Linked DNA regions of Homo sapiens: region 1 is linked to region 2. The links are chromatin contacts, found by Hi-C or POLR2A ChIA-PET in ENCODE. All regions are on one chromosome and are shown on one strand. The core of a region is the stretch at or near the end of the contact, and the rest is flanking DNA. Distances in the headings are between cores, read along the strand shown. Region 1 holds the start of CACYBP (calcyclin binding protein). Region 2 holds the start of SCYL3 (SCY1 like pseudokinase 3).

Evidence for each region. Hi-C counts contacts between places; a loop is a spot of excess contacts on that map. ChIA-PET counts read pairs that join two places held with the same protein, here RNA polymerase II (POLR2A). Pooled maps may share reads with other maps.
Region 1: a map of B cell shows a loop between it and region 2 (27-fold over the local background). The contact joins the promoter of CACYBP here to the promoter of SCYL3 in region 2. A Hi-C loop is called at or near these places in 3 of 168 maps with a recorded cell type or tissue (B cell, CD4-positive, alpha-beta memory T cell and naive thymus-derived CD4-positive, alpha-beta T cell) and 11 of 50 pooled maps. POLR2A ChIA-PET finds 5 or more read pairs at or near these places in 2 of 52 experiments (BJ and CD4-positive, alpha-beta T cell).

What each region holds. Positions count from the first base shown.
Region 1 is chr1:174,998,088-175,001,596 of GRCh38, forward strand. It overlaps CACYBP (calcyclin binding protein), which reads left to right and starts at 1,860. Exons shown (of 6, transcript NM_014412.3): 1 at 1,860-2,108. The coding sequence starts at 2,094. LOC105371622 (a long non-coding RNA gene) reads right to left here and starts at 1,559. Exons shown (of 2, transcript NR_188647.1): 1 at 1,508-1,559. RefSeq lists enhancers at 981-1,190, 1,133-1,669, 1,221-1,730 and a silencer at 1,761-1,880.
Region 2 is chr1:169,892,619-169,895,717 of GRCh38, forward strand. It overlaps SCYL3 (SCY1 like pseudokinase 3), which reads right to left and starts at 1,278. Exons shown (of 13, transcript NM_020423.7): 1 at 1,170-1,278. RefSeq lists enhancers at 446-1,033, 1,034-1,621, 1,296-1,705 and silencers at 716-775, 1,016-1,095.

The DNA.
Region 1 (3,509 bases), core at 610-3,109, 5.1 Mb after region 2:
ACATTCCTGCATATGTTCTTTCTCAAATTCCTTCAGTTCAAAGTATTCAATATGTCTAGGTGCCATATTTTTGGGTAGCATGTCCCAAACCCCGTCAGGTGGTAGAAGCAGAGGTTGTGAGAACTCGTTAAATTCGCTACATATTTTGAAGATTAAGCCAGTAAGGCTTGTTATATAAGATGTAAGGCCTGAGATAGAAGACTCAGGTATGAGTCCTTAGCCTGAGCAATTAAGAGAACGAGGTAACTGTTCACTGCATTAGGTCCATGGGATATTTGTTTTTATTTAATTATGTACTTAATAATTCCAGGCTATTGGTTGGACACTTAAAAAAATTTATACGATAAAATACACAGCTCTTAGGAGTTCATCCCATGAACTTTGACAATTCTATGTATCGGTGTAATATTTCCATTACCTGGGCAAATTCCCCTTCGCCGGGCCTTAAGCATAATCTACAGAAAAAACTACGTACATAAATATACGTTTACAACTCAATGAGATTTCTAAAGTGAACCCACCTATCTATAATCAGTGTCCAAATCAAGAAACATTACCTGAACCTCAAAAGCCCCCTGGTGGCTCTTTCATGTCATTGTCCTCCCCACTATGCTCATTAACACCATGGGCTAGTTTTTAAATGGAACCACGCAATATGAACTCTTCCATGTCTGGCTTCTTTCCCTCAACTTCATTTTTTTGTGTGAAATTCACGCATGTTGCGTTTCGGTAATTTATTTTTGTACTGTACTTCCGATTCTTTACTACAGATAATGGTCAGCCTCCATTCCGCTAACAGCTTTTTTTCCTCTCCGAGTTGCTGATTCTAATTGCTGCCTTGGACGATCTATAAAGCTGAGTGCGCGCTATGTGACCTCTCAGGGGTCGCTGCCTTGGACGATCTGTAAAGCTGAGTGCGCGCTATGTGACCTCTCAGGGGTTGTTTCCAACCGTGTTGTTGACATCTTGAGCCTGCCAAGGACTAGAATAATCTGAAAACTAGGCTTCTCTGGGGGTCTCACTGAGTGACAGGGTTAGAACCAGAAGAGAACATCGTCTCCAGAAGACATTTCACCATTTTCTTTGATGGTAAACAGGCTCACTTATACCGAATCCAAACCCAGGCGAGAACTACGGACTCTTGAAATGGTCGGTGAAAGGGGCGAAAGCACCAGGAAATCGTGCTTCAACAGTCCATGACTGAAAGGAGGGCCTGAAACTGTGGCCATAGGCGGGCCCTTTTGTTAGGGCCTTGACCTGGGCTTCCGCTACAGGGCCCGGTCACGAGGCCAACGTAGCTCCACCTCCTACGGCGGCCAGTGATGACGCCACCACGTCGGAACTGTTAGACCGCGGTGACGTCTCCACCGCGCCAAACTCACTGAAAATCAAACCGCTACCATTAGGAGCCCTCCACGCTTAACATATCCGTTCTTTCTCGTTTGAAAGTAACCAGGCTGCTCCTCCCCATTTTTCGCCTTCTTCTCGCGGAGGCTGAGAGACTAACCTTACACAACATGGCGGCCTGGTGTGTCTGGTGTCCTAGAGCGGACGAAAGCAGGTGACTCTCTAGTCAACTTCCGACTTGGACTCCGAAGATCGGTACGTTATTTCCGGGGCTGGGTTAACGCAGCGGTTCCGAGCTGCGACTGCGCAGCGTGGCCCAGCGCGGTCAAATTATAATACATAAAAGTTGTCAGGGCGGAGAGCAAGACATTACTCTTCTCGGATTGCCGGTTCGCTCGCGAGACTTGAGCGTTGCTAGGAGATTCGGCAGGCGGGCGGAGCCAGACTCGGCGGGGCGGGGAGGGGTGGGGCTAGGCTCGGCGAGGCGAGGAAGGGTGGGTGGAGCCAGGCTTGGCGGGCTGTGCGTGCTCGCGGTGGGCGGTGGCGGCGGCTGCCTCGCGAAGGTTCGAGATCCGTCGCGTGCGGGAGGCGGGCCGCGATCTTGCGCAGGGTCGGTGTGGGCGCAGGCTGCAGCGCCGCGACTCGTGCGGGTAGGCGTCTGCGCTCGGTTTGAGGGCTCGGCGCGGGGTTTCCTGTTCCTCCTTCTGCGCGGCTGCAGCTCGGGACTTCGGCCTGACCCAGCCCCCATGGCTTCAGAAGAGGTAAGTGGTCCGGCCCCATATTCCTTATGCCCCCCGGCTGGAGCTGCAGCGCCAGCCTCCCGCCCTACCGCCGTTTCCGTGGGCTGAGCCGCCCTGCGGCCACCCGGTCCCGCGCCAGTCAGTGCGCCGCCTTCCCGGGGGACACCTCACTCGCCCCTTGCTGCGCCGTCGGCTCCCCAGCGCTTCCACTCGACCTCGCACCCCACTCGCCTGCTGGGCTCGAGCGGGGGTGTGCGGCGATTATCCGTGCAGGCGGTGCGGGGAGTGGGTCTGGGAGAGCGGCCCTTTGCGCGTGTTCCTCAGGCCCTTTCTGCCCTGGTTTCCCAGCCAGTGGACAGGAAGCTTCATTCAAGCAAAGCTGGGTGCAAACATGAGTGTCGTTCTTGGTAGAGGGCGGTTGGAAGGTGAGTTCTCAGTGCTAGCACTTGAATTCTCCTAGTCAGGTTTTCTCTACACACGAGGAGCTGTGTTACTCTGGGCAAGTTGTTTAGCTTCTCTGTGTCGCAGTAGCATCCATTTCATAGGGTTGTTAAAAAATATGATTTCTAGGTGTTTAAGTCAGTGATTGGCAAACAGCAATCTGCTGTATGTGATTTTTAAAATAAATAACTTGGAAAGTTAGTTGTAATTAATAGTAAGAAAGCGAATGGCCTGTGTTAAAGCTCTGTAAACTCTGAACGTTGGAGAATTAAATTTTGTGGAGACTTAGTTTGCTCAGTTAGAAAATGGGAATGATAGTACTTGTATTGCTCATTTCCTGGCGTAAGTGGGAGGTGAAGACGGGACAGTTATTCACAGTTAAGTGTTGGGTGTGTATTAACTAGATTTGCTTTATGAAAACAAGTACTGGGGAGTCCCAAGCTTTTGTTTTGTTTTGTTTTTGTTTTTTAAACTCAAAATCTTTTCTTTAAATGAAGAAAAACTATGAGGTTTGTGTGTTCCAGTATTAATCTGGGTATCTTGTGACAAGTCTTTTAAGGTAGGTCTTGGGTACTATGTGCCCCTAGGAGATAACTTCACAGTCTTGCAGGTGGATAGCTCAGTGTTAGTCCTCTTGAAAGTAGAGATCGTTCTCAGTTTAGGCACTTAGAAATATACATTTGAGGGCACTTGATTTTTGTTTTGTTTGAGATAAAATTCAAGTTTTTAACCATTTTAAAGTGTACAATTCAGGTATTTGTTTTTTGTTTAAATATATTCACAGTGTAGTGCAGCCATCACCACTGTCTAGTTTCAGGACATTTTCATCACTCCAGAAAGAAACCATGTAGTGTGTTTTAAACAATTGCTTCCCATTCCTCCCTCAGCCCCTGACAACTACTCATCTTGTACTTTCTGTGAATTTGCCTATTGTAGGCATTTCATATAAATGGAGTCACGCTGTATGTGGCCTTTTGTTTT
Region 2 (3,099 bases), core at 28-2,527:
TAGCATCTCCACTCTATAATAAAATGCTGAGTTGACAGTCTCTGACTTGAATATGCATCAGTCTTCCCTTTAATAATCTCCCTCCACTCTTTTGCCTACTTGGGCAGCACATAAAATTTCTGGACCGCTTGTAGATTAAGAAAACCCTTGTCTAGGTCAAAGGGCAACTCATACACTCAACTAAGAAACCCGTGTGCTCTATGGAAATGTTTCTACCAAATATTTTCTTTTCCCAGCAATTACTCGAGACTACCTTGGTCCTAGCTCCCTTAGCTTGAAAGTTCCAAAGATAATGGCTTGCACTCTGAGTATTAAGGATGCACTGTACTGGCTGATATTCTGGTATCCAGCGGTAACGTTACTCCGGCCCTTGCTTTCGTGTTTCAGGTATATATTCCCTCTGCGGAACTCAGTCCAGCATTGCTAGCTGACAAGCAATACACAATTAAGTCTTTATGGACCAAAATAATTGTGATTTCAGCTCAAGATACATTTTATAAGAACATGGGTCCCTAAAAACAGCAGTTAACAGTGACCCCCAAAATTCGAGACCCGACTCCGAGAATTTCACATGGATTCCTGAATATGCTCTTCCGAGAAATGTTTCATCTTTATTCTAAACAGAAAGCACTATGCCAAGACAGGAGCCAGCTGGGCCTTGGGGGACGGGCACTGGTCTTGGATCAAGAATGAGGCCGCCTTCCCGAGGGCGGGCGCGCCCCCAGGATCCCCCCGGGCTCGGGCACTGCCGCCCCGGGACAGTGACCCGCCCAGCCGAGCACCCTCGCCCTGCTTGCCGCGACCCCGCGGGGTCACTGAAGGGCCGAGGCGCCGCTCTCGCTTCGCTGGCCCCTCACCTTCCACACCTCCCTGCGAGGACCGACTCCGCGGCCGCCTTGGAGAGCTCTGGCCGCGGGCGCCTCACCCGTCGGGGGCCGCCCGCGAAGCGCAGATTACAGGGCGCCCCACAATCAGCAAGGGGAGGCTGCTCCGAAGCTGAGAGCACAGCTCAACCGGCCGCCGGCGCCGCGCCGAGCTCGCTCCCGCGCGGGCCCCAGAGCGCAGACCCGCGAGCGGGGCGCGCGCCCGCCGCCTCCTCCCCGCCCGGCCCCTTCCCCCACGGCGCAGTCCTGCAAGGACTGGGGGCGCAGCGCAGGGCTCCCTGTTACCTGCAGGAAGGCGGCGGGGGAGGAGGCCGAGGGTCTTGGCTCTGGTACCCTGTTGGCCCCCCTGTTGACACCAACCACCCCTGCCTGCCTGTAAGGCTGTGGCCACTACACCCACAATCTTCTGGGGGCCGGGTTTCTCCTACACCATAGAGACGGGTCCGGAAACGGGACAGAAGGCCCACCTTCCTCCCTCCGACGCCACCAATGAGGCCAACTAACCAGGAACCGAGGTAGAGAGGCCGCACAGCTGAGTCTCAGGCCGGTGCCATCTTAAGTGTGGGCGCCGCGACGATACCGAGTTTCACTCACTGCCCCAGTGGTCTAGTTAGTCCACGAAGATGCCCCCTTTCTAGATGTGTTGGTCGAATGCTTAAGTTTGTCTTGACTTGAATTTTTAGGCTTTTAACAGCACAGTTTTAATTTCATTTCCGCCCAAATCCAAAATGGCTGCTGGCCACTTGTAGCAAACAGTAGAGGTGCAGGGCGGAGAAAAGGAGTACGGGAATTAGCGAGGACTTTCAGGAGAGTGACGTCACTCAACCTGTAGCTTTGATTGGCTGGGCTGCGAGGGTGGAGTCGTGCAGAGCCGCTGCTGGCGGAGGTCGTGGTGATCTCGCTTGATCTTTGAGAGGGAAGGTCCTGAATCACATTTCATTTAGCAAAAAGTAATATTTGAAAATTTTAATATTAATGCAGTAGTTTTGCCCCCCTCCATGCTTTCTGCAGTGTCAGTTACCTGTGGTCAAACCTTGGTTCAGAAATGTTAAATGGAAAACTCCAGAAATAAACAATTCTTAAGTTTCAAACCGCCTGTATTCTGAGTAGCCCGATTAAATCTCGGGCCATCCACTCTGTCCCACCCTTGACGCGAATCATCTGTCGCAGGTAGCCGCGCTGTGTACAGTATCCACTCATTACCCACTCAGTAGCTGCTTTGGTTAACAGATGCACCCGTAGTATAGCAGAGATAATGAGAGATACCACCTGCTTATGTTCAGGTAACCCTTATTTTACTTAATAATGGCCGCAAAGCACAGGAATTGTGCTGACAATTTGGATATGCCGAGGAGAAGCTGTAAAGTGCTTCCTTTAAATGAAAAGGTGAAAGCTCTGGACTTAATAAGGAAAGAAAAAGAGTCATATGCTGAGGTTGCCAAAATCTATGATAAGAACAAATTATCCATGAAATTGTGAAGAAGGAAAAAGATTCGTGCTAGTTAACTAAGCACCTATCATGCACTGTGGCTGTAACTTTTGTAGTTTGAGGTGCAACAGCAAAAGACGGAAAAGGCATTACATTTGTGGGTGGGAGACATGAACAGAAAACGTATTTCAGCTGACCGCAGTAAGTTTTGCCAGAAAGTGTTGAGCCTATAGGAAGACTTAAGAAAGGGATCCCCTGAAATTAGGCACACCAAGCTATTTACTGCAAGTAAGGGATGGCTACACAGATTCAGGAATAGGTTTGGACTGAAAAACATAAAAATAACTGGAGAGGCCACATCTGCTGATGAAGAAGCTGCCACATGTCTGGCAGAGTTGAAGACATTGGTTAAGGAGAAAGGCTTCCAGGAGATTGATGGATAAGTTAGGAAAATCATTCAGGTAGCAATGAAACTGCCTTTGCAAAATTATGACTAAGGCAGTTAAAGAGATCCAATTTAACCAACTCCATCTTGTCCTTAACCTCCATGCTATCCTTGTTCATTCCTGGGCATAGGCTGAACTAACTTTGGAAGGAAATTAGTTTATAATTTACAGTTTAAAACAAAAACAATAAAAGCCCTTTCCCAAAACCAACCTCCTTCTTGCCTGGGGTCTAGACTACCAACATTAGCCACAAGATTAGAAATTATGGTTTGGGAGTCATGCAGCTGGAGGCCACAAGATTCTGACCCTCCCTAAACTGCTCCTGAGATCAGTGCTTCAG